Regions from separate parts of the Homo sapiens genome. Here region 1 is linked to region 2. The links are chromatin loops, found by intact Hi-C in ENCODE. Cell type or tissue: left lung. All regions are shown on one strand. Each heading gives the region's core, and the rest is flanking DNA. Links, peaks and the distances in the headings are about the cores only. Region 1 holds the start of PSORS1C2 (psoriasis susceptibility 1 candidate 2). Region 2 has its middle 9.2 kb from the start of HLA-B.

Evidence for each region. A loop is a pair of places that touch in the nucleus more often than their neighbours do. Peaks named below come from ENCODE experiments on the same cell type or tissue, not always from the same donor. Only the 100,000 strongest peaks of a DNase experiment are listed, where the experiment ranks them.
Region 1: a loop joins it to region 2, with 7 times the contacts of the local background. A loop is called at or near these places in 105 of 110 quality-filtered maps.

The regions. Positions count from the first base shown.
Region 1 is chr6:31,132,731-31,141,312 of GRCh38, forward strand. It overlaps PSORS1C1 (psoriasis susceptibility 1 candidate 1), which reads left to right. Exons shown (of 6, transcript NM_014068.3): 4 at 5,700-5,729; 5 at 5,926-6,049; 6 at 6,911-7,362. The coding sequence ends at 7,202. PSORS1C2 (psoriasis susceptibility 1 candidate 2) reads right to left here and starts at 6,336. Exons shown (of 2, transcript NM_014069.3): 1 at 6,242-6,336; 2 at 4,804-5,576. The coding sequence starts at 6,296. The coding sequence ends at 5,221. It also overlaps the pseudogene POLR2LP1. RefSeq lists an enhancer at 4,856-5,836. In left lung, for the core only: CTCF peaks have their summits at 4,864 (motif pointing right) and 5,066; a DNase peak (open chromatin) is centred at 4,911.
Region 2 is chr6:31,362,145-31,370,673 of GRCh38, forward strand. It overlaps the pseudogene DHFRP2 and the pseudogene RNU6-283P. Among named protein-coding and RNA genes, the nearest start is that of HLA-B, 9.2 kb to the left of the region's middle. In left lung, for the core only: a CTCF peak has its summit at 4,958 (motif pointing left); a DNase peak (open chromatin) is centred at 4,927; H3K4me3 peaks cover 442 bases; H3K27me3 peaks cover 884 bases.

The sequences.
Region 1 (8,582 bases), core at 197-8,196, 230 kb before region 2:
ACCAGCTACTCAGAAGGCTGAGGCAGGAGGACCACTTGAGCCCAGGAGGTTGAGACTGCAATGAGTTATGATTGTGCCACTGCACTTTAGCCTGGGTGACAGAGTGAGACCCTGTCTTAAAAAAAAAAAAAAGTAATGAGGGTGGGGAGGAGTGGAAAGGGAGTGGGAAAGTGGGACCCAAGCACATGAGTGGAACCAAGCTAAGTCTCATGGAGGGCTGGGGTACTGACACCTTCATATTTGTCCACCGTTGGTTAAGGTCTGGGGGCGGGCTGGGGGAGTGGGAGGGTGGTGGCATGTGAGGATGTGGGAGAGAAAAATTTCCAAGTGCTTCCAGCTCTCTGCCCCTGGAAAAGGTCCCGGCAGAGGCATAGGCGGGGCTGTTGGGAGTGATTTAGCACTCTGGGAGTCCGTAGGCACAAAAATGGTAAAGGGGTTCAAGAAGAAATGCGTAGAACACAGTCCCTGCCCCACAAGGTTCATGGCCTGGGAAGGGAAGACAGACATGAATAAATCATTGCCATAGGGTGACTGGGGTGAAGGGCGTTGGGGGTCGGGTGGGGTGCGGGAAGGAGTGGTGTAGGCAGAGGCATCCCTGAGGAGAAATGCAGCTGGTTTGGGAGAGGACGGCCATTCCAGACATAGGGAACAGCACACACGAAGGCTGATGCACATACGCGCAAGGGCTGGTCCCTAGAGCTGGTGGTTCTGGCCACGAGAGCTCATCACCTGGGGGCAGCTTTTGTACCTGCACCCTGTATGAGGCTCCGGGTCTGCCCTTCCTGGTCCATCCTCCAGACACACTGCCTGTTCTTCTCTCAGGTCCCGCTCCGGGCCCTCCTCCCAGAAGCCTCCCCTGACTAGTCCAGCTCACCGTGACTCTTCTGAACTCACGGCGTTTACTGCCAAGGCTATTACGTTGGCGCTCGCTCATGTCATTATTAGGAAATATGCATTTTTACTGTCTTTGATGTTATTTAAACTTGCCTGTAAATTCTGTCTCTCTCAATTTTAAGTTCTGAGTAGAAACTACATATTTTTATTATTTATATTCTTATATTCTCCCATGGCACCCGGCATTCGTGGACACATTGAGGAAGTAAGATAATGAATGAATGAATGGGTGAATCCAGTCCAGCTTGGGGCCTATTTAATTCTACTAGGCTCAACCTACAATTCTTATGTGTTCTCAGATTATTCCTAAACCCTAAGCTTAGTTTTGTTTCATTCGGACCACATGTAGTTTTTTTTTGTTTTTTGTTTTCTGAGATGGGGTCTTGCTCTGTCGCCCAGGCTGCAGTGCAGTGGCACGATCTTGGCTCACCGCAACCTCTGCCTCCCAGGTTCAATGGATTCTCCTGCCTCAGCCTCCTGAGAAGCTGGGATTACAGGCGCCCGCCACCATGCCCAGCTAATTTTTTTGTATTTTTAGTAGAGACAGGGATTCACCATGTTGGTGAGGCTGGTCTCGAACTCCTGACCTCAGGTAATCCACCCGCCTCAGCCTCCCAAAGTGCTAGGATTACAGGTGTGAGCCACCACGCCTGATCTCATGTGTAGTTTTTTGGTTTTTTATTTGTTTGTTTTTTTGAGATGGAGTCTCGCTCTGTCGCCCAGGCTGGAGTGCAGTGGCACGATCTCGGCTCACTGCAAGCTCCACCTCCCAGGTTCACGCCATTCTCCTGTCTCAGCCTCCCGAGTAGCTGGGACTACAGGCGCCGGCCACCATGCCCGGCTAATTTTTTTTGTATTTTTTAGTAGAGACTGGGTTTCACCATGTTAGCCAGGATGGTCTCGATCTCCTGACCTCGTGATTCGCCCGCCTTGGCCTCCCGAAGTGCTGGGATTACAGGCGTGAGCCACCGCGCCTGGCCTCTCATATGTAGTTTTTAATGAGAGTTACCACATAAGCAAACTGGGTTCTAAGTGGTGAAATTTAAGGTTATGCAACCTCAGTTTCTTTTAACCCCTCTTCATCCCTAACCCTGGTCGGATACTTGATTGACAGTAGACCATTGGGATCTCTGAGCTCCTGTCCTTCTAACCTGATTGCCTCTTTAAAGGATTTTGAAAAACTATGTCCCTTGCACATTTGTATTGTTTTGAGACACGGTCTCACTCTGTTGCCCAGACTGGAGTGCAGTGGTGCCATCTTGGCTCACTATAGCCTCAACCTCCCAGGGTCAAGCAATCTTCCCACCTCAGCCTCCTGAGTAGCTGGGACTACAGGTGCGGGCCACCACATCTGGCTAATTTCTTAAATTTTCTGTAGAAACAGTTTTGCCATGTTGCCTAGGCTGGTCTCAAACTCCTGGCCACAAGCAATCCACCCGATTCGGCCTCCCGAAGTGCTGGTATTACAGGCATGAGCCACCTTGCCCAGCCCCTTGCACATTTTTAAGTCAACATTTAACATTTGTAATAATTTAATAGCATTCCAAAGGGTATGCTTTTCAAGGAATTGCAAATACATGTTAAAAATCACATCACTATTTATGTATTTATTTATTTATTTATTATTTTTGAGATGGAGTCTCACTCTGTCTCCCAGGCTGGAGTGCAGTGGTGCGATCTCGGCTCACTGCAACCTCTGCCTCCCAGGTTCAAGCAATTCTCATGCCCTAGCTTCCCGAGTAGCTGGGATGCCCAGCTAAGTTTTTTGTATTTTTAGTAGAGACAGAGTTTCACCATTGTCCAGGCTGGTCTTGAATTGCTGACCTCAAGTGATCTGCCTACCTCAGCCTCCCAAATGCTGGGATTACAGGCGTGAGCCACCATGCCTGGCCATGTCAGTTTTTAAAATTAAAAACAATTTGTTGTGCTCAGTCTGTCGGAGACTGCACGTCACTCTAAGTGTAGCAAATTGAATATAATGCCATAGAACTTTCATATCTGTTAGCATCCTTTTAAAAAATACGTGAACAAGCCCTTGAACAAGTGTTAGAAACAGTTATTCTATTTGTATTGCAATTATTGCAGTTAACCAAAACTAGGAATATTCACAAGGATTAAACATAAAAAGTTGGTCAGGCGCGGTGGCTCGTGCCTGTAATCTCAGCACTTTGGGAGGCCAAGATGGGCCGATCACTTGAGCTCCGGAGTTTGAGACAAGCCCGGGCAACACGGTAAAACCCCATCTCTAAAAACAAAACAAAACTAAACTAAACAAATACAAAAAATTAGTCAGGGGTGGTGCACCTGTAGTCTCAGCTACGCCAGAGGCTGAGATAGGAGGATTGCTTGAGCCCAGGAGGTTGAAGCTATACGAGCCATGATCGTGCCACTGCACTCCAGCCTGGATGACAGATGGAGACCCTGTCTCAAACAAACACACAAAAAGACATGAAAAGTAACTTATTGAAAATGCATCTCTTGGCCAGGCGTGGTGGTTTACACCTGTAATCCTAGCACTTTGGGAGGCCAGGGCAAGCAGATCCCATGAGATCAGGAATTCGAGACCAGCCTGGCCAACATGGCAAAATCCCATCTCTACTAAAAATAGAAAACTTATCTGGGTGTGGTGGCACACACCTGTAATCCCAGCTACTCGGGAGGTTGAGGCAGGAGAATCACTTGAATCCAGGAGGCGAAGGTTGCAGTGAGCTGATATCTGTCGTGCCACTGCACTCCAGCCTGGGCGACAGAGAGATAATACGTCTCAAAAAAAAAAAAAAAGAAAAGAAAGAAAATGAATCTCTTAATGAGATGGGAAAGGTTGATTTGTTTCCTATTGACCTTTGGCGGCTCTGGGAAGGGCACTCTGGTCAGGCCCAGGACAAGCAGGAGATTCATTCTAGCGGGGGGCACATATTAATCTGGAAACTGATTCCCTTAAAACTGGTCCTGCCGACACACCCCTGGGAAGGTTTGCATATACCACTAGGGGTATCCAAGCCATAGGCCATTAAACAGAGATGAAACTTGCCTTCCCATTCTTTAATATAGTGTTCTCAGAAAGGGAGAAATGTGGGCCTGAATGTTATTGTGACTTGCATAGTGACATTTCCAACCCTCCTCCTGCTAAGCCCCAGAGCCTTACATGCTGGACATGGGCAAGATAGGAACTCAAGTTACTTCCAGGTCTCCGTAAGTTTAGGACTGTGAAGAGGGCATCCTAATAGTCAAAAACATAAGTGTTGGCCGGGCACGGTGGCTCACGCCTGTAATCCCAGCCCTTTGGGAGGCCGAGGTGGGCAGATCACGATGTCAGGAGTTCGAGACCAGCCTGGCCAACATGGTGAAACCCCATCTCTACTAAAATACAAAAATTAGCCGGGCATGGTGGTGCGCACCTGTAATCCCAGCTACTCAGAAGGCTGAGGCAGGAGAATGGCTTGAACCCGGGAGGCGGAGGTTGCAGTGAGCCGAGATCGTGCCATTGCACTCCAGCCTGGGCATAGAGTGAGACTCCGTCTAAAAAAAAAAGAAAGAAAAAGAAGAAAGAGGCCGGGCGCTGTGGCTCACGCGTGTAATCCCAGCACTTTGGGAGGCCCAGGCGGGCAGATCACGAGGTCAGGAGATCGAGACCACTCTGGCTAACACGGTGAAACCCCGCCTCTACTAAAAAATACAAAAAATTAGCCTGGCGTGGTGGCGGGCGCCTGTAGTCCCAGCTACTCGGGAGGCTGAGGCAGAATAGCGTGAACCCGGGAGGCGGAGCTTGCAGTGAGCCGAGATCGTGCCACTGTACTCCAGCCTGGGCGACAGAGCGAGACTTCGTCTCAAAAAAAGAAAAAAACAAATAAATAAAAATAAATAAAAAAGACCCTAAGTGTTAGTTAAAGCAGCAGCCTAGATTCAGAATTAAGAAAACATGATTTTTATTTTTCCGTTTCATGGAAGCAGCAGCTGTCTACTGATAGTTCCTGCCGCCGGCCACCAGGTGGCAGAAGGGAACACAGTACCATAGCCCTGCCCCAGCGATCGCGCGGGCAGGAAGACCGGGTGGGAGGTAGGTGCGGCCGAGGCCTGGAGGCGAGGTAGGAGAGTAGGCTTAGGCTGTCAGAGGAAAAAACGGGCGATGTGAGGACTAAGTATGGATCTCAGGAGGGGACAGGAAATATTGAGAACACCACCTTACGGGTTCAGAATAAAACCGAGGGAATGAGGAAGAGGTTTAAGGAGACAGGCTAAATTGGGAAGAATTCACGGGGAATCAGAGGGTGGAGAGGGCGTGGGTGCCTGGAGATGCCTGGGAACAGAACGGCTGAGGGGACTCCATTATCTGTACTCTTCCCGGGGTGGGTCTAGGTCTGGCTCCTCCTGAGGTCGGTTGTCCACCTCAGGGGCAGGAGGCCAGGGGTTTTCTGGGGGCTGGGGTCCTGCCGGCCAAGGGTCGTCAGGCCGGGGAGGTTGAGGAGGATCCGTTCTAGGCGGTTCAGGGAGCCAGACTCCAGTTTCAGGCAGGTCTCTCCAGGGACGACTGGGGCGGGTAGGCGGAGGATCTTCAAAGAGAGGGGGTGCCCCTGGCCAAGGGTCACCGGGGACTGGGGGGCCCTGAGGCAATGTTGGGGAGCCTGCCTCCTCTCGGTCCTCTGCGGGTGGGTGAGAGGGGTGGCCCTCGCTGCCTGAGATGCCTGTAAAGGAGGAAGGAGAAAGGTAAGAGGTGGTGAGGGCTTCTCTCCCCAGCCCCACCCAGCCCCAGCCCCAGGAGGAGGAGCCTGTCTGGATGGACGCAGCCTGAACTGACCCACAAACAGACCAAAAAAGTCACTCTCAAAGAGCTCTCGGTAGGTTTGTAAATACTTAACTGATGGTAAAATGTCATGAACCCCTACCCCCGATGGATCTGAACCGTTCACTTGACCCACTTTAAACTGACCAGACTTCTCCAAATAAGCTCCATCCACCCCTGGTTGGGGTACCCCACTAGCTTTGTCCTCAGGCCAACCTGCAACCCAAAGTGGGTTACACCTTGGCCCCCAGGCACACAGACCCCAGCTTTACAAGGACCCCAGCTCCTTAACACAGATCCCAGCTCCGAGGAAACTCGTCCCCCCCACGTTAATCCTGACCGACTTTGCCACATGGAGCCAGCAAACCATTTCTGGTGAGAGCCAAATGCACCTTCTGCACCATGTCCCCCACCCAATGTGTCCAGAAAGCCATTTCTGGTGAGCCAGATGCACCTTCTGCGTCCCCTGAATTCCTGTCCCCAACCCCATGCGTCCAGTTCACCTCCGCCATCTTGAGTATCCCTCATCACCCCAAACTGCAGTCCCTGCCTCTGTTCCCACCTCACCTCTGGTGTGCAGGCAAAGGACCAGGATCCCCAGGAGCTTCCAGTTGAGGATCATGGCTATGTACTGGCCCCCAAAGCTGGGGTGGGCTGAGTCTGGGTGCCTGGGAACCCCAAGAGGCTTTATAGGGGAGGAGTGGAGGAGGGACCAGCCCAGTGGCACAGGAATACCATCAGAACAGAACTGGTCAAACCCGTTGGGAAGGCCTGGGCTGATGTGTCACCCCTGAAGGTGGCGTCCCTTATTTTAGTCCTCCAGCCCAGGACCCAGCTGCCTGCTCTCCCTATCATGACCCAGAGCCTGCGTCACCCCACCCTGGTTTTCACACCCTCCATCCACATCCTGGAGCAGTCAATACCCACTTGGCATCTCCGTAATCACAGAGATGTCCACCTTCATCCCTTGCAACTATTGGAAGCCAAAGAATGGGAGCAAACCACGCGATGGGCGTTGGGAAGCACCGTAATTACAGGGTTGGGAGGCAGGATGCCTGCGCTGAGGGAGGAGGTGCTTTTCAAACCTGGGATGCAGCTGGGACAGTGTCAGCTACTACCCCAGCCTCCCCACTCACCCCCGCACTGAAAGCTCCCCCTGGGGCTTCGTGCTTTCCTGGGCACTTCCCTTCCCCCATGGGATCCAGGCATCCTGCTCTCCACCATGTCCTTCTTCAGGCATGCAGGGGACCTCCAAGCAATGATATCCAAGGAATTCCATCTGGCAGCCACCCAGGATGACTGCAGAAAAGGAAGGACACAGGAGGATATCCTGGTTCCCTCTTCCCACCCAGAGCTGTTTGCATCAGTCCTGCCAATGGCTCCGGAAGAAGCTGCCAGGCTCCAGCAACCTCAGCCCCTTCCTCCTCCCTCAGGAATCCACCTATCCGCCTCTAGGACCTTGGCTCCAACTCTATTGTACTCGTCTCCTCCCTCCCATTCTCCTTTTGGTCTCAGCTCCTTGATCTAAGCCTCCCAGAGAGACCCCTAGAACGTTTCCCTCAAGGACCTTTCTGCCTGGAAGTCTGTTAGCCTTTCAGAAGTAACATGTCCAAAATAAAATTTGATTCCTCCCAGGTTGTTCCCTGCCTGGTCCGCTACCCCACAGTAAGGAACACCTTATTATGCAATGGCGTGATCTCATCTGTTCCCTCCAGGGCTCACCCAGAAACCTTCGTTACACTCCTCCACCATCCACCTGCAAGCCCCTCCACACCCTGTCCAAACCCAGCCCATCATCCTGAGCCACCATCTCCCCTGAGCCTCCCCAACACCCTTCTAATTGGCCCCCTTGCTCCCACTGTTTATCCCTCCCCCTCACACAAAGCCTGTCCTCCACCAGCAAAAGAGGTCTTAAAATATACATCACGCGGGCCTGGTGTGGTGGCTCGCGCCTGTAATCCCAGCACTTTGGGAGGCCGAAGCGGGCGGATCACCTGAGGTCGGGAGTTCAAGACCAGCCTGACCAACATGGAGAAACCCCGTCTCTACTAAAAATACAAAAATATTAGCCGGACATGGTGGCACATGCCTGTAATCCCAGCTACTCAAGAGGCTGAGGCAGGAGAATCGCTTGAACCCAGGAGGCAGAGGTTGTGGTGAGCTGAGATCACACCATTGCACTCCAGCCTGGGCAACGAGTGAAATTCCGTCTCAAAAAAAAAAAACATATATATATATATATATATATCAGGCCAGGCGTAGTGGCTCATGCCAGCACTTTGGGAAGCTGACACAGGAGGACCGCTTGAGCTCAGGAGTTGTGTGCGCTGCTTCACCTGCAGCAAGACTGTGGGCAACACGTGGGAGGCCTACCTGGGGCTGCTGCAGTCCAAGTACGCTGATGGGGACGCCCTGGGCCTGAAGCGCCACAGCCGCTGCCTGCCGCATGCTGCTGGCCCACGTGGACCTGATGCGGAAACTGCTCAATTATGCCCTCCTGGGGAAGTGACCTGGTTAGACCCACCCATCTGCTGCGCTGGGTGCCGGGAGCAATCGCTGACCACAGTGCGTGGATATGTGTACCTCACTCTGGAAGGGACCATCCAGTAAGTCCCTCAGGAAAAAAAATGTACACCAAATCATGTTGCGTCTTCCCTTTGTTTGGGGAGTGAGGACAGGTTCTCGCTCTCTTAGGCTGGGGTGCAGTGGTGCGATCACAGCTCATTGCAGCCTCAACCTCTTGGGCTCAAACAATCCTCCCAACTCAGCCTCTGGAGTAACTAGGACCATGGGTGCACGCCACCATGCCCTCCAATGTTTTTTATTTTTATTTTTTATATAGATGGAGTCTCCCTATGTTGGCTGGTCTCAAACTCCTGGGCTCAAGCGATCCGCTCACCTCGGCCTC
Region 2 (8,529 bases), core at 64-8,063:
TCAGGTAAAAGAAAATTAAAAGAATTTGTCACCAGCAGATCTGTACAATTACAATTGGTAAAGAAAATTCTTCAGACTAGAGGCAAATGATACCAGGTGGAAAATGAGATTATCAAAAAAGATGAAGATGATCAAAAATGGTAAATATTGAGCTAAGTGCAAAAGGCTATCTTGCTCTCCTCATTTATTCTTACTTTATATACATAGAACTGTTTAAAGATAAGAAAAAGTTTTTTATCGTGGGACTTACAACCTATATAGATATATTACATATAATATCTATACCATAAAAGATGGACATTTTATAGAGGATAAATGGTTGCAATATTTCTATATTTATGGGCACTAGTACATTATTAACTGAAAGTAGTCTGTGAAATGTTAAGAATGAGTTAAGTTCTGAAGGAAATTGTGACACTAAAAACCATTCAAAAGATCGACAAGTCTCGGAGATGGTTTTTTGAAAACAAATCCTAGCCAGTCTTGAGTATCATCATCCTACGATTTCAGAACTATCGTGAATATAAAAGTAATCAAAGAACAGTCCTGCCCAGAAAGAGGAGTTATCCCTAAATATGGTGTCCCTGGGACAGCTGGCCCTCCCTGCTGGACCTCTTCCACATGTATGCTTTCTGCAGTGACTTTGTTGTCTTGCTCTTCCACTCTACCCAGTGTCCTGACCCAAGAGACAAGGGGCGTCTGCTGCTGTGTCCACACTTGGAGAAGGAAATCTTGAAGGTGTCAGTACATTACAAGCTGGGCATGACAGCTCACCCCTGTAATCCCAGCAATTCAGGACGCTAAGGCAAGAGGATTGCTTGAGATCAGGAGTTGGAGACCAGCTTGAACAACATTGTGAGAACCTCGTCTCTAAAAGATATAAAAATAAGTAAACTTAGCTGGGCACGGTGGTGGGCACTTGCATTCCCAGGTATTGGGGAGGCTGAGATGGGAAGATCCCTTGGGCTTATGGATTCAAGTCTGTAGTGAGCTGTGATCGCATCACTGGACTCCAGCCCAGACCACAGAGTGGGATCTTGACTCAAACAACAACAACAACAACAAACATTGTAAACCTTTGCTCACCATGGGTTATTTTATTTATTATTTATTCAGTGTGTATTTTGATTTTATTTTACTGGCAGCACAATAAACCAGGACCTGCTGAAACTAGAAATCACATCCACTTTCCAGTGTTAAAAAGCCCAGTCCAGGCAGGTGAGAAGGAGACAGTCCTCATTAGCACTGAGGATTCAGGGAGAATGAGATGGGCTGGGCAGGAAGGTTTTTTTGTTTGTTTGTTTGTTTGTTTGTTTGTTTTCTATGAACAAGTGTGACTTTTTATTATGATAGAGTTGTTTTTATTAAAGGAATACATGAAAATGGTTAAGTAAAATCAAATGGCTCCAAAAGTCTTACAATGAAAACAACAGTCCTGCCAGTTGTTCTCTCGAGAGGCAAACACTTTTCATTCTCTTAGTTTTTCCTCCTGGTAGTTACCTTCATGGGTTTTTCCAAATTATTATTTTTTTAGTTTTTCAAGTGGGTGCATATATTAATACATGTAATTTTAAAAAGCCTCTTCAGTTTATAATGCATCCTAACAGTCCCCTGCCCCATCCCTCCTAATTCTCCAGAGCAATGACTTTTAACTCTTTTAGCAATGTCTTCTATTTTTTTCTCACATAACTACTTAGTCATTTCTTGATTATTTTATACATTCTATAGTAATTTCTTGATATGACAGATGAGGATTTAGCTCTTACACCATCACTACCTTCACTTTTCCCCCCATATTGTCCCAAAGTAGTTACCAGATTTAGGGGCTAAGTAGTCACCACATCATTATGAGTATGTACATATTGCTCATTGTTGAGAAAAACAGAGTATTATGCTCTTGCTTCCTGCCTTGTGCTTCCTTCTGCCCTAGAATTAATGATTGCCTAACCACCCTTCCCCCTTGTTTTTTTTTTTTAACTTTTGCTTTATCTTCAATGAACTACTTTCCAAATGCCCCAAATCTGGCCATAACCTATTATTATTTTTAAGAGAAGGGAATCTTACTATGGTGGCCAGGCTGGTCTGGAAATCTTGGGCTCAAGCCAACCTCTTTGCTTAGCCTCCTGAGTAGCTGGAACTACAGGCATGGGCCATTCCACCCAGCTAACCTATTAATATTTTTACTGTTTCTTTTTAAAGCCAGCTCCATAGCTGGAATATTTCCTGTGTTGGATCCTATTTGCTGGATCCATGTCATTCTCTGGTTTGTCTACTCCTTCATTTTGCTGGAGTATTTTCTCCAATAGTTTCCCAACAAAAGATACATGGAGGTAACCCCTGAGTCTTTGCTTGCCTAAAAATGTATTATTTTACCTTCACCCTTGATTATTTGGCTGAATATAGATTTATTCGTTGAAAATAACTTTCTTTCTGGAATTCTGAAGGCATGGTTCCATTGTTTTCAGCTTCTTTTTCGAGACAAGGTCTCTTCTGTCACCCAGGCTGGAGTGCAGTGGCACAATCACAACTCACTGCAGCCTCGAACTCGCAGGCTCAATTGATCCTTCCATCTCAGCTCCCTGAGTAGATGGGACTACAGGTGTGCGCCACAATGCCCAGCTAACTTTTGTATTTTTTGTAGAGATGGGGCTTCACCATGTTGCCCAAGCTGATCTCAAGGTATCTGCCTGTCTCTGCCTCCCAAAATGCTGAGCCACTGTATTACAGGCATGAGCCACTGTGCCTGGCCAGTTTTTCTTTTATTCTCTCTCTACTTTCTTCATTTCTCAAAGGCATCTCAAACTCAGTGGGCCCAAACCCAGGGCAAACTCCATCAGAATATCCTGCTACTTCTGACTTTAAAATATATCTTAAATCACAGTTTCTTACTACATGCAACCCTTTGGTTCAAACTACCATCATCCCTCACTTGAACTTAGAATTGGTTTTCCTGCTTCTGTATTTTTTTAAAACATAAAATATTTCAAATAAACCATGCGTGGCTTTATACTTTTTACTACATAAAAAGAATAAAGATCTGGGGTGGCTCAAGCCTATAATCCCAGCACTTTGGGAGGCCGAGGCAGGCGGATCACTTTAGGTCAGGAGTTTGAGACCAGCCTGACCAACATTGTGAAACCCCGTCTTCACCAAAAACACAAAATTAGCCAGGCGTCGTGGCACGTGCCTGTAGTCCCAGCTACATGGGAGCCTGAGGCAGGAGAATCATTTGAACCTGGGAAGTCAGAGGTTGCAGTGAGCTGAAGTTGTGCCATTGCACTCCGTCAGGGTAACAAGAGCGAAACTCTGTCAAAAAAAAAAAAAAGATATGAAGAGCTTATATACTTAAACATGAAATTGCTTTAAGTGTTTGCCATTCACTGTTCACATGCATGCCAGCAGCTTCTTACTGCAAACACCTGGGACTTGCTATAGAGCAGCTGGAGTACATTCTGCCCACACACAGGACAGGGAGCTGACAACCAAGGAGTGGGGGATCAATATGCCAGCTTTCTCCCCTCCGTTTCCCTGTATCTCAGCAGTATGGAGTTTGTTACCAGTGAGAACCTGCTCACTGGCTTTAAACTGGTTTTCTTACCTTCTCAGTTCCATTTCTCCGTACCTCAATTGATGATTTCTGGTAAGACCTAGAAAATAAACTGCTTTCACTGAAATTGCAGTCTTGGAACCTGCTTTGGGTTCCCCAAAAGACAGAAATATATTCATTTTCCCATCACTGGACTTCCAGGTTGTTTTCAATTTTTCACTGTTACAAACAAGGCTGCAACATTTGCGTGCAAACCTCTGGGTATACACGTAAGGAGCTTTCGGTATTTCCCACTAGTGAAACTTCTCAGTTGGAGGGTATGTGCATCTTCATCTTTAAGAAATACTACCAACATTTGAAAAGCCCGACAATGTCAAGGACTGGCAAGAGTCCCATATGCGATGGGTGTGGAATGGCAGCTCACTGTAGCAGGTGCTGGGGACTCAGTCAGGGTCTTGGAGAGGCACTTAATTATAGCAAGAATATTTCATAAGTGGTATCTGATATAGTCAAGATTAGTGGGGAGTAAAAACATGTTGCTTAGAAATAATTATCCAAAGATCTAAAGTCAACAAAAGTCTTTTTTTCTAATGTAAAAATATAAACTTTTTTTCAGAGGGAGGGGGAACAACTTAAAATAAACCAGAAAACACCTTCATATTAATCATTCTTCTCATATACTTGAAATTTGTACTTAATACATCCGAGAGAACGCCTGGATATTCTGGCAGAATTTTATATTTCTCCAAATCAATTTCTGGAAAAAACGTGTCACTTTCAAAGTCCTGCATGATCTTTGTCACAAATAGTTTAAGATGGCCTGGGCGACTCATGGCTTCCTTATAAACAGAACTGCCACCAACTATCCAAATCATGTCTACTCTATTTGCTAATTCTGGTTGTTAAGTAAGTTTTAAGATCTCAACCAGACTTCTGGCAAGAAAATGAGCTCGTTGTGGAGGTTCCTTGAGTTCTCTGCTGAGAACTAAATTAATTCTATCCTTTGAAGGTCGATTCTTCCCAGGAATGGAGAACCAGGTCTTCCTACACAAAATCACCAGATTCTGTTTACCTTCTACTGAAGAGATTGTGTCATTCTCTGGAAATACCTAAATTCATTCCTGAGCGGCGGTCAGGGCAGGTCCCCGTTCTTGCCGATGCCCATGTTCTGAGACACAGCGACGATGCAGTTTAGCAAACGAACCATGACAGCAGCGGTGAGCTCCTCCAAGCCCGCTCGCTACACCAGGACGCGCGGCCAAGATTGGCCGGAAGGTTTTTACTTGGAAACTGGAGGATGAGCCATGACATCCCTCTCTCCACCTCAAAGCTCGTCCTGGGCATCCACCTCCAGGGAGCAGAAGCAGCGCAGCAGCGCCACCTGGTGGTCGATGCGCTTCCTTTGCAGATCACGCACAGCCCTGAGATCCACCTCTCCTTCCTACGCACCACGCATTTCTTCACTGGACACCAGCCTGCGTCAATCTTCCTGTAAAGCAAAAGAAGCGTGAGGTTGGTGGGGGAGGAATGGTGTTATCTCCACCTTTGGCGAGATCCATGTCACCGTGTTCAGGGGAAGGGCCAGGCCTTACTCCCCATGCAGAGAGGAGGCTCTGGCCGTGAAGGCGCCTGTGGAGAGGTGAGGACCCGCTCCCTCTACACTGATGGCCAAGAGCCTGCAGATGGCAGGGAAGGCTTCCCTTCAGCTGTGTCCTATCAGGTTCTTCCAGGAGTCCAGGAGTAGACCTGCATATTGCCTCTGGTGATGTGAGCTGCATGCACACCTAGAAGTGAGGTCACCCCTTCTGGGGGTCCTGGGGCTGCTGGTTGTCCTGGGTGCTCAGAGGGAAGATGGGGAGGGGGCTTCGTGCAAAACAGTAACCATACTCTATAAATTATTTTTTCATTAGCCTTTGTGTCATAAAATAAAATCTAGGACTCCAAAAGGAAAAAAAGAAGGTCTAAAATTTGTGTCCTTTAATAAAAAGTAAACACCCATTAACCACCAAGGATAGACGTTTGCGGAGCAAACCAGAAGCCCCATCATTTGCCCCAGCTCAGCAATAAACTCTTTCCTCCCCCAAATAAAAATACATCCTGACTTTTACGATCATAACTTCTTTGTTCTATTTTATATTTTTATCATCCAAAACTATGATTTAGTTTTACCTTTAGAAATATGCTTTTGTTCTCTTTTATTCTATAGATTCTTTCTTGAAATTTATATTGTGTGGTAGAACTTCCCATAGTGTGCATTTTGCTGATTGCTCCCCAAGCCATTGTTTGAATATGTGTTTTTATTATCTGTATTGCCTCTAAATTGGTAATTGGCTATGGAGGTTAGCTTCTATTCAGGCTTGATTTCTTTCTCACTTGTATTTGTTTGATGGTGCTGTATTGTGTTCTTCCATCAAGAGGAAGAACCTCACATTAGTTTTTTTTATTGTGTTGTTAATCGCCATTGCTGTTCAATGGTTAAATCTGTTAATTCTTGATGGGTTGCAAAAGAGTTATTATAGTCTCAGTCTCTCATTCCTTCCTCATTTATTATCTGAATAATTTCTAAGTAAGAGATTCACCCTCCTGTACTGTTTGTTTACTACTAGAAACTTGCTTTTTGAGAGACTAAGCCAAGCATCTACTCACCTATGACCCAGCAATAGCAGTCTTAGTTATCAACCAATAGAAATGCATGTATGTGTGTGCCAAAATATATGAAAATATTATTCATAGCATCACGATTTGTAAAATCTGGATATAACACAATTGTCTATCAACAGCAAAGGGACAAGAAATGTGAGCTATTTATAAAGTGGAGCATTGGACAGCCATGGGAGTGAATAGGCTATGACCACACACAGCAGGATGATGAGACCCAGGAGCATGATGGTGACTGTATAATGCCATTCAACTGGAACTGGCAGAACTTATCTGTGTTAGAAATCAGGAGTGGCTACTCTAGGGTTGGGGAGGGTGGTTTGTGACTGAGTAAGATCCAGTGATGTTTCTGGGAGGCTGTGATTGGTGTACTTTGATGTGGGTGTTGTTTACCTGAGTGTTCACTATGTGAAACTCCACTGCCCACTTGTGGATTGTCCTTCTTTCTCCACGCATGCTGTCCTTCACTCAAATATACTTTGCTGATGTTTTGAAGCAATTCTATCTACGCTAAGAAGAATCGCTCCTACTGCACATCCTTGGAAATGCTGGATTGAAAAAATTAGTGCAATTGTTTTTAATTCCAGGAAACAAATACATATAAAGAGGAAAATCTACAACAAGAGCAGTAGGTTTGGGAGCTGACACCAGAACAGCTTTGGAAATGGCTCTCGAGCCAGGAACTAGGGATCAAACCCAAACAAACCCATAGGAGGTGGGGGGTGTGAAATGATGTCCAATAGCGCATGAATGAACGAGTCATGGGCAGTCGCTCATGGCTTGGCTGGCCAGTCACAAACGAGGAAAATAGAGTTGGAAAACTGGGAGGTAGAGGAGAGAGGTACGCATAGACCTCTTGCTATAGGCCGAGTGTGTGACGATAGTGGTTGTGTGTGGATGCCTACCAGAGGGTCTTTAAGGGGATGGGGCTCCCTGTAACCAGGTGGGTGAGATGGCTTGATGGACGATGCCACTCAGCCACACAGGCCTTGCTCATGGAGTCCCTGCACAAAGTGGCCATGGTGGCTGTGATGGACACTACATGGGCACAGCAATTGCGTCGCCACTCACCAAGGCTGAGCTGGCAGCTGCCACTGCTGAGGGCCCAGCCCACCAAAAGCAGCTGTTTTTTTGACGGAGAAATAAAACAGGCAGTGGTAATTAAGAATAAAATAACATTATGATAGATAAATATGCCACTAAAGATATAGTAGAGGTTTAAATAATTTTGAGACTATGAACAAGATTATGGCAATGGGGAGAACTTACTACAAGTAAAGAAGTTAAAACAGTTGTAAAACTTTTTTTCCGTTCAGGCATATCCAGACTGTTTTACACATAAGTTCTACCAAAACTTTGAAGAAGGTTACTGAACTTATACGTAATATTCAAGAGAATGAGGAAACATAGAGAAAGCCAGTAAACTCATTATTGTTTATGTATAAATAACATTGATTCTAAAGCCAGCTAGGGAATACATAAGAGAAAAGCATGATAAGATAATCACTTCTAAGCAATTAGAGGTAAAAATACTGAGAAAAATAATACTAGATTGTGTCCACCAATGAGCTATAAATAAATTAAATATCCTGCCCAGGTTATTCATCCCCAGAATACAAGAATATTTAAACTTCAAATCTGTAATGCATTTTACCACTTAATTAAAGAATAAAAGACGGAGATAATGACATTTTATTAGATGCAGAAATTACTGCAGATGAAATTCAACACTCCATCTCACCCACATTTCTTCAGTTATCTCCACTTCTAAGAACTTGTGATCAGTACTCGCTTTGGCAGCACATATATTAAAATAGGAATGATACAGAGAAGATCAGCACGGCCCCTGCACAAGGGTGACATGCAAATTCATGAAGCATTCCATATTTTTAAACTCTCAATAAACTAGGTATTGAAGGAACATACCTCAAAATAATAAAAGTCATCTATGACAAACCCACAACCAATATCATACTGAATGGGCAAAAGCTGGAAGCATCCCCCTTTAACACCAGCACAAGGCGAGGATGCCTTCTCTCACTATTCCTGTTCAACATAGTATTGGAAGTTCTGGCCAGGACAATCAGGTAAGAGAAAGAAAGGATATTCAAATAGGAAGAGAGGAAGTCAAATTGTCTTTGTTTGCAAGTGACATGATCCTATATCTAGAAAACCCTATTGTTTCGGCTGAAAAGCTTCTTAAGCTGAAAGGCAACTTCAGTTAAGTCTCAGGGTACAAAATCAGTGTGCAGAAGCCATAAGCATTCCTATACACCAACAATAGACAAGCAGAGTCAAATCGTGAATAAACTTCTATTCACAAT